Regions from separate parts of the Homo sapiens genome. Here region 1 is linked to region 2. A link is a contact called in ENCODE Hi-C or POLR2A ChIA-PET data. All regions are on one chromosome and are shown on one strand. The core of a region is the stretch at or near the end of the contact, and the rest is flanking DNA. Distances in the headings are between cores, read along the strand shown.

Region 1 (7,448 bases), core at 3,581-6,080, 1.3 Mb after region 2:
TTTGACCACAAATCAGGATAACCTGAACTCTATCTCCAGAAATTCTCATTTAGCAGACCAGGGTGGGGCTTGGGTAACTGTAAGCTTTGAAAGCTCTACAAGTGGTCTTATCGACTAGCTAGGGTTGAGAAATACTTTTCCATTAGTTTCCAATGTTAGAGAAGTAGTTTTTATTTCTAGCTCTCTGCAAGTTTCTCTTAATTGGCCAATACCAACTTTGGTCCCTTCCACCTTTCAATTACCACTTGACAGTACATTTGACAGAAAAGGATGTCACTTAAAACCATTTTCTCTTTTCTTATACAGCTACTCTGGAAGAAAGCAATTGTCAGGTTGATCCTATATGCTGGTAATCATAAACAGCAAAATCTAAAGGGCAGCCCAAAGAATAAATATCTGCTGGGCATTATCTCTTCTATGAGCATTTAGAGCTGCATTGTCCAATATGGCACCACTAGCTGTTGAGCAGTTGAAATGTGGCCAGTCCAAATTGACATGTTCTATAAGTGTAAAATGTACAATTGATTCTGAAGACTACCAAAAACCATTAACTATTTTATTAATAATTTCTATATTGCTTGCACATAAAAATAATATTTTAGATATATTGGATTAACTAAAATACATTTTAAAATTTTATCTATTTCTTTTTACTTTTTTTAATGCAGCTACTAAAAAGTTTTAAATTACATGTAACATTTGCATTCTATTCCATGGAACAGTGCCGATCTAGAGATAATGTATGCGCACTGACACAAATTAAATTTGTTGTTTTCACATTATGGTATTCCTCATTTGTCTGAGGGGGGATATATTCCAAGACCATCAGTGGATTTCTGAAACTTTGGATAGTAGTAAACCCTATATACAGTATGATTTTTCCTTATTGTAAGTCAAAACTTTTACCCTTTTCACTTAAAGCACTTTATGGCTTCTTTTGGCATATGTAAATCGCCAGCAAATGCACTGGGGCCATTTTTAAATAAAAGAAGGGTGACTTGAACACAAGCACTGTGATATCACAATAGTTGATATGATCACCAGGTCAGCTACTAAGTGACTAAGGGGAGGGCATCAACAGCACGGATACAGTGGACAAAGAGATGATTCATGTCCCAGACGAGACAGAGCGGGATGACAAGAGATTTCAACACACTACTTAAACCTTATGAATTGTTCATTTATGGAATTTTTTATTTAATGTTTTTGGACCAAGGTTGACGACTGGTAACTGAAACCACAGAAGGCACAGATTGGGGCAGACTACTATATTGGAAATTAATTTAGGGATCCCAAGTTATACAATATAATTAGAGACTTAACAGTAGATAGTTTAGTTTAACTTAATCTTAGGTTTTTTCATAGTGTACATGGAAATATCTCAGAGTATCTCTCAGGAATGCAAAAGTTTGTCCTGGGAAAAAAATTATAGTGGTTGCCATTCGTTTGATTTTCAAAAGTTTATTATGGAGTACTTTTTCACCCTTTTTTGTTGACTGGATCATACCAAAAATATGGTATCCAGTGCTGGGACCAAATTTTTAGAGGATATAGACTAGATGGAGCATATTCAGGGAAGAGCATAGTAAGAGAGCTGAGGTATCACTACACAAGAGGCTATTGAAAGGACAAAGGACGGTCAGTGGAGAAGGAAAGATTCAAGGAGGCAATGCTGAGTAGCTTGCAAATGCTGGGGGGCCGTCAGGTGGAAGAGAGGTTACAGTTCTTCTATAGGTCTCAAGGAGTGAAGCTTCGACTAAAGGGTGGAGGTAGCTGGGAGAAATTTGGGGTCAGAAAAGGGAGAATTTCTTATCAGAGCTTTCACTGTAAGAAATGGGCTGATTCTAAGGTAATGAGAATCTCATCAGTGGAAGTGATCAAGTGTTATTGGGTAATCATTTGGCAAGGATATGTTTTGTGGGGAGGATTTTCAGAATTTCATCTTATCATCTATAACATAATGATTAAGAACACAGGCTCTGAAAACAGACAACCTGAGTTTGAATCCTGGCCATGTACTTCCTGGCTTTCTGACTTTGAGCAAGTCAATAACTTCTCTCCACTTCCATTTCCTCCTTTGTGAAATGTGGAATATGATGATGGGACTACATCTTAAGAGTGTTATGAGAGTTAAATATTAATATATTAATAAATAGAGCACTTTAAAAATGGCTAGCATGTAATATGCACAACATAAGTGTTTAGCTATCAATAGTTCAACGTAGGGTCATGTTTCTATACTGAGCAAAAGGGCTTCTTTTGCTCAGTATAGAAAATGATATCATGTTTATAATATCATTTATTTATTCACTCATTCATTCCATAAACTAATATATTGAGCACATATCATGCACGGTGCACCCTTCTAGGCTCTCAGTATAAGGCGGTCAATGCAGAGAAGATTTCTGCCCTCACAGAGAGACAGGCAATAAAGATATAAAGACACAAAATAATAATAATAATAATAAGTGCTATGCCGTTAAAATAGGGCAATATAATGGAGAAAGACTGGCAGTCATGGAAGAACTGTCTGAAGATCTGAATCAAAGCGGGGACCTAAGTGAGAGAGCATTTCAGACAGGTGTTTTTGGTGGAAAGACCATGAGGAAGAAATAAACTTGGAATGTTCAAGTATCAGAAAGAAGGTCACTGTGGAGTTTAGGAAGCCATGGGAAGCTGACTTAGGGTGGATGCGTTCGGAGAGGGGAAGGAGCCTTGATAAAGAGTTTGGATTTTATTCTGAGAGCAGGGAGAAGCTGTTGGAGGATCTTACACAGAGGGGCACGGAGCAGAAGTGGAAGCAGGAAGACCAATTTTCGGTAGTCCTGGCGGGAGCAGATGGGTTTTAACAATTATTTTTCTTCCTGAATCTGGAGCCACCAGATGAGACTTACATAGTTTGCCTCTTTTTTCATTTACATTTTGGTTCTGTTTCAGGAACCAAACATTTCATCTACTTACATATTTGAAAATTCAGAATCATAAATAAATATTAAGAATTCCTTGTAAGAATGCTCTTTTTACCAATAAGAATTTTGAGACCCGGAGTAGTAAAATTACTTCTCAAAGGCCATATTTTATCAGTAACAGAACTATAACCAGAATTGGCATCACATAACTTACCAGTGACTAACAGATTACCACTTATGTATCAAGCACTAAGGGTAGTATTCAACAGTGAGGTGAAATTTATGTCAAAAATGTGATTTTTAAATGCAAGGAGTAAATGGATTCAAAGAGAAAGCACAAGTTCTATAAGCATGAACTTAAATGAATCACCCACTCTATCTTTGCAGGCCAATTTGTACAACCACTAATTGATAGACCGTGTACCTGTTTGAAAAAATTATTTTGCACTTTCAATTATTTTACACCCTCTGTTTTAAGTATCAAGCAAATGACTTCAAAGAAAATTGGGATCTTATGATTTCCTACAAAAACCAGAGTAGGCTGAGCTATGGAGCCAGTTTTAGTTTTCTTGACCCAGGCGTAAACAATATGCAACCATCTAGAACTGACATGAAATGATCTGTAGCACTTTAGAACTTGAAGATCTCTTGGAAATCATCTAATTCAACAGTTCTCAATGAGTGACTCCCTGACCCACAGCGTCAGCATCACCTGGGAAATTGTTAATTTCCAATTAACAGTTGGAGATCGCGAATTCTCAGGCCCCACCTGCTGAATCAGACCTTAGAGATGGAGTCCAACAATTGGTGCTTTAACAAGCCCTTTCGTTGGGAGATCTCAGTCCACACTTAAGTTTGACAACCACTGATTTACTCCAAACTCTTGATTGCACAGGTGAGATAAATGAGAACCAGAAAAGTAAAGTGATTTGCTTGGGGTGATCCAGCTTAGCATCAAAATCAGGACCAGAATCTGGGCCTCCTGACTCCTAGTGCCATGTATTTGCATCTTGAACTGGACTTCCTTCCCTTCTCTGCAATTGCAACCTGAGAAGCCCAGGTTAGGTCCAATCATCATTGCTTTTTGTCTGTGCCCTCCTATCCTACATCAGGGAAAGATATGCTTCACCGAAGCACCTGGGCTCTTTCATTTCATTTTGGACAGTTGCAGGAGTTTGTTATTTAAAAGCTGCATAAATAATGAGCAGACACAGTCAGCCCTGTTTAGCCATGGCTAAACCTTAGAAGGGAGTGTAGAACAACCCAAAGTCCAGCCTCTTCCAGATGCAATTTGAATAACTTAAAAAAAAAAAAGAATAGAAGGTCACTATCTATCTTCACAAGCATTTATCTGATCATAGCTTCAATACAAGCTTTCTGTTTGTTTGTTTGTTGAGGACTGAATTAATACAAAGGTCTCAGTTAAAGTAGAAAGATAGTTGAAATACTAGCCTGAAAATTCAGATGACCAATGAATATTTGGCAGCGCCAGGCCACAGCAGTGTGCCCCCTGCTTTCTCTGCTAGTAAGATGGCATTAAGAATTCAGTCCCCACTAAAAAGATATCTTGTCATCCTAGAACATGAGCCAGCATCTCCTTTCTATAGTTGTAAATATAGCCAAATACGATACAGTTACCCCAGTGGTTGGGTGGTGTTTCTCTCAATCAGAATGTGTCTGTGTACAGAAGAGGAGAGCAAAAAAAAGACCTAGAGAGAAACGTGGGCGCAGAAGCAAAATCAACACTGGGAATTGGCTATCTGAGGAGATCAGTCATTAAAACTAGGCACATGCTAATTGCATGGCCTGGCCCCCATTTTTCTCCCTCACAGCCCCCTCTCAATTCAGTTCATTCTCCTAAGCACTGAGGCTACAGCCTGGCTGGCCTCTTATGTAAGTCTGAAATCAGATCTGGCATGCGGTTTGTTTTAGCCTGTCACAGACGCAGGGCACTGTGTTGCCCTCGACAAGGCTGTTCAGCATAGCATATGACTGTAAATCTTCTTTTTCATGTACCACAGTGGGGACCTTTGTCCTAGCAGTGATTTAGCAGCTTTTATTAGCCTGAGAAGCAGCCAGTAATCAGGAGACATTTAAAGTGGAAGCTTGCTCATTTCGATGGAGAAGAATCCAGAAACCAACGGCTCTTTGAAAATTACTTTTGATGGGAGAGAAATAAAACCTTAATACATATAAATATATGGTATGTTTCCATTTTAAATTTATTATTGCTCAAACAAATCTATACATAATTCAGCAAAGACTCAAAGTCACATATCTTTAAAACTTTGCATTCATCAAGTCATGAAGCTCAAGGGTTTATTTAACTCTGAGTTTTCAGAAGTATGCATCTTGAAAGAACGTAGGTCTTGGATGGCAGCTCCCTGTATGTTATTCAGATCCTGGAGTGTCCACAGCTTTTAAATTCACTGTAATTCCAATTAGAGCTTGGGCTCAGGGGTTGGCAGCAGCTGCAAATAAGAACTAATAATGTTTCATTCCACTGCTTATGTATTCTGCAAATGCGTTCTTGACATGGTAGTTTGCATATGATGTCAGCGTGGGAAAATAAGAAGGTATTAGCATCTGTAAGCCCAGCAGAAATTTCTCAGAGAAGTCACTTCTCAAGTTCATACAGCTGATTCCACAATTTAGGCAGTGTTCACATTTTTAAAATATATTTTGGTGATTTTTTAAAATTAATTGAGTCATAAAATATCGATGGTTCTTTATTTGCATGTATTTGCAAAGTTTAAATTCACTTTTTCTGAGATCAAGTTTTCTATTGCAAATTGTTGACGTCGTTACTTTCTGCCTTTGTAATTTTGATGCTGATATAACATAATTATTGTTAGAAATTTAAACATTTATGTATAGCCATCAATGTGAAGGCTAGTGGTTGAAATAACTTCTGTAAGTCCTTGGAACTATTTGTGGGAAGACGGAAGCATTATATGAATCCAGTTCATTTATATATTATACTTATTACTGAGATACGTTATTGTAGAAACACAAGGGCCTCTGCTGTAGGTCGTAGGACCCTCTGGGATGGTGAAAGAGTGTCATATGACACTAAAAGAGTAAAATGAGCCTTTCAAAAGGAACTCTTGCTTTTAAAATGTGGCATAAATGATCTTATCTCTACAGCAAGGAGTTTGATCCTGATTCACAAAGAGCTGGAGTTATGCAGCCAAAGAAAAGTGGAGCCCTGTCCATTTATCTGAGGATTTGGGGACCATCCACAGCGACCAAGCAGATTGTTCAGGAAACAAAGCCCACCCTTCCCTGCATTATCTGATGGCATAGATGGTCTTATATTTCCCAGATAATTGCACCACACACTGTTTTACTTTGCTGGGTCATAGCAATTGGCTGATCTGCCATGAGATAAATGGCAACAACAACAAAAAAAATTCACCAGGAAAGTCATTCCTTTAAAAGTATTTACCTATATGCTGTAGTGGGTGCTTTGTGTGCTGGGGAGCAGGCAGCCAGGATGGGGGCGGTAGGAAATGAGTAATGATCTGATAATGGAGCTGAATGGGGCCATAGAAATATTTTCACACCATCCTGCTATTGCTACAATAGCTGAAACCCAGAAATTTTGTGGCTTTCTTCACAGTCAAATGATGTGTTAATGTCAATAGATTCTGGATGTCTTGACTCATTTCTTGATAATTTTTTTTTCTGCTCTGACTATACTATCGTATGGTAGATATGTCCTTGCCTATTTCGTATTCATTTCCCCCTTTTTTCTACCCACTAGTACCTCCCCTCCCAGCTGTTCTTCCAGGAGCAAACTCTTTCCCCATGTAGCTCATAAGACACGGGTGAAGTTGATCCTATTCTCATCCCCATTATCAGATTGAATCAGTCTAAATGAATCAAGGTGACCTCTTCCCCTTTGCCTGGGATTGCTCTGGGAAACAGGCTTAAGCCAGTCATCACATGGCATTCTCTAACATCGTTGTTGGCTCAAATAAATAGATGAGAAAACTACTATTCTATACTTGAGACAGAGCTACTCCTGCCCCTCCACAGACACGAATGAGGAGGCAGGTAACCCCAGTTGCTGCTGGCAAACATCTGGAACCATGCAGAAAGCCAGCATGAGGAGCAAGCCTTACACACAGAGGAGAATAGTGCCAAGAGAACAATCTGAACCTTAATGGTATTGAACCTTGAGCTTTTCCTATCTCTGGATATTTTAAGGGAATTAATAAATTCTTTAATTGTTTCAGCCAATTTGAGTCAGGAGTTCTGTGACTTGTGGTTGGAACATCCAACCTCATGCACACTAATATAATCAGGTATGCAAATATACCAATACTTATGATTTGGACTAAGGAAATGGTTTTGCTTTTACAGAAGATCCCACTATCATTGTTAACATGGCTTTCTGCAACTTTGGCCTTAATTACGTAACGGCCGAGGACTCTTTATAATATCCCTCGCAACTCAAGTAACCAGGACAAACTTATTAGGGCCTCAGCACACAAATTGCAACAAGCAGAAGCATAGAGAGTAAAGTTCTGTCTT
Region 2 (7,623 bases), core at 1,055-3,554:
TTGTAGGTATAATTAGTTAAATTAAGATGAAGTCTGATGTGGTGTGGCTGTGTCGCTGCCTGAATCTCATCTTGAATTTCCATGTGTTGTGGGAGGGATATGGTGGGAGGTGATTGAATCATGGGGGCAGGACTTTCCTGTGCTGTTCTTGTGATGGTTAAAAAGTCTCATGAGATCTGATTTTTTTTTTTTTTTTTTGACGGAGTCTCGCTCTGTCACCCAGGCTGGAGTGCAGTGGCGTGATCTCGGCTCACTGCAAGCTCCGTCTCCTGGGTTCACACCATTTTCCTGCCTCAGCCTCCTGAGTAGCTGGGACTACAGGTGCCCACCACCATGCCCGGCTAATTTTTTGTATTTTTAGTAGAGACAGGGTTTTGCTGTGTTGGCCAGGATGGTCTCAATGTCCTGACCTCGTGATCTGCCTGCTTCAGCCTCCAAAGTGCTAGGATTACAGGCATGAGCCACAATGCTTGGCCGATCTGATGGTTTTAAAAAGGGGAGTTTCCCTGCACAAGCTTTCTTCTCTTGTCTGCTGCCATGTGAAACATGCCATTCACCTTCCACCATGATTGTGAGGCCTCCCCGGCCACATGGAATTGTAAGTCCAATAAACCTCTTTCTTTTGTAAATGGCCCAGTCTCAGGTACGTGTTTATCAGCAGTGTGAAAACAGACTAATAGAGTAAACTGGTACCACTAGAGTGGGACACTGCTGAAAAGATACCTGCAAATGTGGAAGTGACTTTAGAACTGGGTAAGAAGCAGAGGCTGGAACAGTTTGGAGGGCTCAAAAGAAGACAGGAAAATGTGAGAAAGTTTGGAACTCCCTAGAGACTCGTTGAATGGCTTAGATAAAAATGCTGATAATGATATGGACAATGAAATCCAGGCTGGGGTGGTCTCAGATGGAGATGAAAAACTTGTTGGGAACTGGTGCAAAGTTGACTCCTGTTATGTTTTAGCAAAGACACTAGCAGCATTTTGCCCCTGCCCTAGAGATTTGTGAAACTCTGAACTTGAGAGAGATGATTTACAATATCTGGCAGAAGAAATTTCTAAGCAGCAAAGCATTCAAGAGGTGAATTGGGGGCTGTTAAAGGCATTCAGTTTAAGGGAAATAGAGCATAAAGGTTTGGGAAATTTGCAGCATGACAATGCCATAGAAAATAAAACCCATTTTCTGAGGAGAAATTCAAGCTAGCTGCAGAAATTTGTGTAAGTAACAAGGGGCTGAATGTTAATTCCCAGGACAATGGGGAAAATGTCTCCAGGGCATATCAGAGACCTTTGCAGCAGTCCCTTTCATCACAGGCCTGGAGGTTTAGGATGAGAAAATGGTTTCATGGGCCAGGCCCAGGGTCCCTCTGCTGTGTGCAGTCTAGGGACTTGGTGCCCTGCCTCCCAGCCTCTCCAGTGATGACTAGAAGAGGCCAAGGGACAGCTTGGGCTGTTGCTTCAGAGGGTAGAAGCCCCAAGCCTTGGCAGCTGCCACATGGTGTGGAGCCTGCAGGTGCACAGAAGTCAAGAATTGAGGTTTGGGAGCCTCTGCAAAGATTTCAGAAGATGTATGGAAATGCCTGGATGTTCAGGCAGAAGTTTGTTGCAGGGGCAGGGCTCTCATGGAGAACCTCTTCTTGGGCAGTGTGGAAGGGACATGTGGGGTTGGAGCCCCCACAGAGTCCCTACTGGGACACTGCTTAGTGGAGCTGAGAGTAGACAGCCACAATCCTCCAGACCCCAGAATGGTAGATCCACCAACGGCTTGCACCGTGTGACTGGAAAAGCTGCAGACACTCAACACCAGCCAGTGAAAGCAGTCAGGAAGAAGGCTGTATCCTGCAATGCCACAGGGGTGGAGCTGCCCAAGACCATGGGAACCTACCTCTTGCATCAGCATGACACGAGTTTGATACATGGAGTCAAAGAAAATCATTTTGGATCTTTAAGATTTGACTACTCTGCTGGATTTTGGACTTGCATGGGGCTTGTATCCCCTTTGTTTTGGCCAATTTCTCCCATTGGAATGTCTGTATTTACCCAATGCCTGTACCCCCATTGTATCTAGAAAGTAACTAACTTGCTTTTTATGTTACAGGCTCATAGGCAGAAGGGACTTGTCTCAGATGAAATGTTGGACTGTGGACTTTTGAGTTAATGCTGAAATGGGTTAAAACTTTGGGGGACTGTTGGGAAGGCATGATTCATTTTGAAATGTGAGGACATGAGATTAGGGAGGGGCCAGAGGCAGAATGATGTGGATTGGGTATGTCCCACCCAAATCTCATCTTGAATGCCCATGTGTTGCAGGAGGGACCTGGTGGGAGGTGATTGAATCATGGGGGTGAGTCATTCTCATGCTGTTCTTGTGATGGTTAATAAGTCTCACAAGATCTGATGATTTTAAAAAGGGGAGTTTCCCTGCACAAGCTCTCTTCCCTTGTCTGCCACTATGTGAAATGTTCCTTTCACCTTCTGCCAGGATGGTGGGGCCTCCCAACCCATGAGGAACTGTAAGTCCAATAAGCCTCTTTCTTTTGTAAATGGCTCAGTCTTCATTATGTCTTTTTCAGTAGCATGAAAACAGACTAATACAAAATCACAGTAGACTAGGGTGGGCCTCTAATCCAATATGACTGGTGTCCTTGCGAAAGAGAGAATTTGTACACAAAGAGAGACACTCAGATAGGGAGAAAGCCCAGTGGGGATTAGTCATACTGCCACAAGCCAAGAAACTTGCAGAAGTTAGAAGACTACTGGAACTTCCCTAGCACTTCTTAAAGAGAACATGGCCTTTTGAACACATTACTCAGACATTTGCCTCTAGCACTGCAAAACAATACATTGCTGTTGCTTAAGCCAGTCAGTTTGTGGTACTTCATTATGTCAGCCCTAGGACACTAATACAGTATTGTTCTTTGAGTTAGTTCTTTTGTTATATTAAAAAGTCAAAATAACATAGTGAGAAGTTTGCAATAATAACTACAAATTAGGAAAGTTCCTTTTCCATACTTGTGTATCCTCTCTGAAGTACAGCTGAGAAACAGAGATGAGATAAGAATTTGAACCTACAAACTTAAGAATAAATCAAGGTGATAACACTGAATGCCTTGAGAGGATTTAGATTGATAATTTATCTTCAGCAGAAGCAAAATGATAAAAGCATTCAAGGTTGGTCCATTAATTTTGAAAGCAAAATCCCCCATCAAAGTTTATAAATACTTCCAGAATTCCTGAAGGTTCTAATCTCCATTTATGCTGCAGAGGTAGCTATAAGGTAAGTTAAATCTCAAGCAGCCAGATCCCTATTGATTATGTATCAGCAGAGGCTAGAAGATTTTATTTCTTCTCCCAAGTGGATTGTGAGAGCTTCATTCTGACAACATACCCGTGAACATCTAAATGAATCAAGCTTTTTAAAAAGTTGACAATACAAAAAAAGAGATGCAATTCAACATCTAAGGGTCTGAGAACACATCTTTGAAAATGAAATACAGCAAAAACCTAGGCCACCAACATCCTCCATTATGCAAGGCAACAATGCAAGCAACTACAGGGTCTTAAGAGAAGATAATAGGAAATGAAATAGAGCAAAGTAGAGGAAAATGTAGAAATTTAATGAACAACATTAAAAAACATTGTTATGTGGGGAAATCTGACATTTCTAGATTTTAACTACAGGACCAAATTGACCTTGAAACATGTATGCATAAGATCAATGCAATAATAATGCCTTCAATCTTAAATGTGCCAGTTGCTTTTCTAAGCACATAATATATTATATTATATATAATCATATATAATATATTATATATTATATAATATTTACATACACCTTTTTAGTTGGGTTATCTTATTATTTCATTTTACAGATAAGTAACCTGAAGCTTAAAGAAGTATTATTTTTAGGATGAAACAGCTAACTGGCTGGAGGCTAGAGTTGATCCAAAGTATGACTCCAAAACCAACGATCTGTACTATAGCTGTGTTTACAGAATTTCATTTTCAAAGTTAGACATTTTCAATGTAACAACAACAATAAGGAACATATTTAGTGTTGGTAATAATTTCCTTAGCCCAACCAATTAATTAGTATAAGATTTGTGTTCCTACAAATTTACATTGTTTTACCTAAAATCACCTCAGAGTCAAAGACTTAATCTCTACTTGACACAGTTTGGAGAACATCTGTCTTAACATTATTATCCATTACCGTTTAAGAATCAAGAATTTCTTCAATCCATAGGCATTATTGATAAGGAAGAGTGTTTTTAAAAGTATCTTCTGTGATGCTGTATCTACAGGCTTGCATGCCTCCTTGGAAGGAAGGAAAATAATGTCTGGAAATCGAATGCCACAATTTGGCATTCAATTATATGTACATCTGATGAAGTTTTATTTTTTGGTTGCCAAAAATTAAGTGGTCTCCCTGGGGGAAGTACTGCCAAGTTAAATACTTGTCTTTTTTTTTGTTTTGTTTTCCTTGGTATTATTAGACATGGGTGTTATAACCAATCTGTTTCAACAATGCTTAGAGAAAACCATTTTTGCTAAGATCCCTCCTTCTAATGGACTGTACAGAGCATTGCTTATTCTAAGAAGGGAAAAAAATATCCCCTTAAAACAAAAGAGAAGCTGATGTTGGCATTTTGAATGGATTCTTTGATTTCAAAAATTGTGCCCTCTCAAAATGCTCTCAAAAACAAGTAGCAATTAAAGCATGTGTGAAATCCAAACATATGCATGGAGACCATTAGCAAGTTAATTAAAAAGTCAAATGTTTTCCATACTTTGCCCATTTATGAATTATTTTTAAGATGTTTGGCCAGGCGCGGTGGCTCATGCCTGTAATCCCAGCACTTTGGGAGGCCAAGGCAGGCAGATCATAAGGTCAGGAGTTTGAGACCAGCCTGACCAACATGGTAAAACCCCGTCTCTACTAAGAATACAAAAAAAAAAAAAAATAGCCAGGTGTGGTGGTGCACACCTGTAATCCAGGCTACTCAGGAGGCTGAGGCAAGAGAATCCCTTGAACCCAGCAGACAGAGGTTGCAGTGAGCCTAGATTGTGCCACTGCACTCCAGCCTGGGTGACACAGCAAGACTTTGTCTCAAAAAAAATTTTTATTTTTTACTATAATTGTATACTACAAATACTATTGGTTACAGTGTATTTTCTTTAGATTAATTACTTTTTTCTTAAACATTTTAAGAAATACTATCTTTGAAATTCACAAATTTTTATATACAAGTTACAGACATGAAATGAAATATATTGCTATTAAAATAAAACAGCATTTAACTCTGTGCAACTTAATGTGATCTGCTTCACAGTCTCAACATACTCACTATGTGAGAAATGTGTGGGCTTAAAGCTGCCAACAAGATGATAGCTAGCCTCTTCATCCCACAAAGTTCCCCACTCCAAACTACAACCTCAGTTGAAAAATAAGTTAAAATAAAATCTGTTCCAGAATGCAGATCTTTCAAATACCTGTTCAGTTAATAATATTTCTAATCACAGTGAATCTCATGCAGTGTCTGAAGTTTTTTTTAAACTCCCAAGGAGGCTCATCCCTGGATTCTCCCTTTGCTTATCTGAATATCCTATCACCCCCATTCCTACTTTCTCTCTAAGAGTCCCTTCTGGCGGGTGAGTCCTGCAGGAAAAATCAAAAAAGGACAAATTCTGTCTTTACTCACCAAAACCAACTTCTCCCAAATGGCTAACACTGTCCCATATCGATGCTGGCTCTGCAGCTGAAATATGGAAATATTTTTGCTTGGTTGAAACCACACCCTGGATCACTCCTGCTTGCGGGGCACGGAGAAGGCACCCACACCTGCACCTCCCAGTTTCTTGCCCTAAGCCAACACCACCTCCAGCCTGACCACCCACACAGTCACCATCAGCCCCCAACCCCACTCCCTTTCAGCTGCATTGACTCTATTACTGTGGTGAACACCTGCAGGAAGGTAGGTACTCCAGCACCTGCTAGCAGTCTACTGCAGCTGCCGCTATCACTGCTGCTGGCATGCACAAATGAGGACGGATCCCACTTACCACATCACAGAACCTTTTGGCTGACACCACCTATGGGAGTGTGATGAGAAGCAGTCTGTGAGAACCTCAGCATCCCCAGTGCAGTAGATTCCTGACCTCCAGGAGACAGAGAACAAAGTTGCAGCCCAGTACAAGTCTCCCATATTTAAAGCACACAGTCCAGGAGTTAGGAGCTGAGTGTTGGCTCCCTAAAATCTTCTAGAAATGAAGCCAGTCAGCTGAATCCACCTTATACCAGAATCAAACACTCAAGGTTATCAAATAGGATAAGAGAAAAAAAAATCCAAACACCAGCAACCTAAAAAATTGAAGGAAGATAAGCCCAAAACGATGAGAAAGAATCAGTGCAAGAACCCTGAGAACTTAAAAAGCCAGAGTGCCTTCTTTCTTCCAAATGACTGCATCACCTCTATAGCAAGGGTTCTGACTGGGTTGAGATGGCTGAAATTACAGAAATAGAATTCAGAATATGGATAGTAACAAAGATCCTTGAGCTATAGGAGAACATTAAAACCCTATACAAGGAAGCTACAAATCATGATAAAACAATGCAGGAGCTGACAGAAAAAAATACTCAGTATAGAAAAAATACCATAAACCAACCTGATAGAGCTGAAAAACACACTATAAGAATTTTACAATGCAAATTGCAAGTATTAAAAGAAAAATATACCAAGTGAAGAATAGACTCTCAGAGCTTGAAGACTGGCTTTCTGAAATAAGACAGGCAGACAAGAATACAGAAAAACAGAATGAAAAAAGAATGAACAAAAACTTCAAGAAATATGGAATTATGTAAAGAGACCAAATCTATGACTCACTGGTGTCCCTGAAAGAGATGGGGAGAATGGAACCAACTTGGAAAATGTACTTCAAGATATTGTCCATGAGAACTTTCACAACCTAGCAAGACAGGCCAACATTCAAATTCAGGAAAGGCGGAAAACCCCAGTATAATATTGCAAAAGAAGATCATCCTCAAGACACATAATTATCAGATTCTCCAATGTTGAAATGAAATAAAAAATGTTAAATGCAGCTAGAGAGAAAGGTCAGGTCACCTACAAAGGGAAGCCCATCAGACTAATAGCAGACCTCTTAGCAGAAACCCTACAAGCCAGAAGAAATTGGAGGCCAATATTCAACATTCCTAAAGAAAAGAAATTCCAACCAATAATTTCATATCCGGCCAAACTAAGCTTCATAAGCAAAGGAGAAATAAGATCTTTTTCAGAGAAGCAAATGCTAAAGGAATTTATGACTACCTGACTAGCCTTACAAGAGCTCCTGAAGGAAACACTAAATATGGAACAGAAAGACTATTAACAACCAGTACAAAAACACACTGAAGTACACAGACCAGTGACACTATAAAGCAAACACATAAATAAGTCTGAAAAAGAGCCAGCTAACATCATGCTGATAAGATCAAATCCACACATATCAATACTAACCTTGAATGTAAATGGGCTCAATGTCCCAATTGAAAAGCAGAGAGTGGCAAGCTGCATAAAGAACCAAGATCTATTGAAAGGCTGTATTCCAGAGACCCATCTCAAATGCA

Evidence for each region. Hi-C counts contacts between places; a loop is a spot of excess contacts on that map. ChIA-PET counts read pairs that join two places held with the same protein, here RNA polymerase II (POLR2A). Pooled maps may share reads with other maps.
Region 1: a loop to region 2 is called in a pooled map, with 6 times the contacts of the local background. The contact joins two enhancer-like sites. A Hi-C loop is called at or near these places in 2 of 50 pooled maps. POLR2A ChIA-PET finds 5 or more read pairs at or near these places in 2 of 52 experiments (AG04450 and SK-N-SH).

What each region holds. Positions count from the first base shown.
Region 1 is chr9:74,550,366-74,557,813 of GRCh38, forward strand. The region is part of intron 1 of RORB (RAR related orphan receptor B); the gene reads left to right. Among named protein-coding and RNA genes, the nearest start is that of RORB-AS1, 56 kb to the left of the region's middle. Within about 2 kb of position 4,831, at least 4 of the 41 ENCODE cell types and tissues checked have a DNase peak (open chromatin) inside an H3K27ac peak, as active enhancers do.
Region 2 is chr9:73,217,752-73,225,374 of GRCh38, forward strand. No RefSeq gene overlaps it. Among named protein-coding and RNA genes, the nearest start is that of ANXA1, 70 kb to the left of the region's middle. RefSeq lists enhancers at 2,175-2,314, 2,385-2,654. Within about 2 kb of position 2,305, at least 2 of the 41 ENCODE cell types and tissues checked have a DNase peak (open chromatin) inside an H3K27ac peak, as active enhancers do.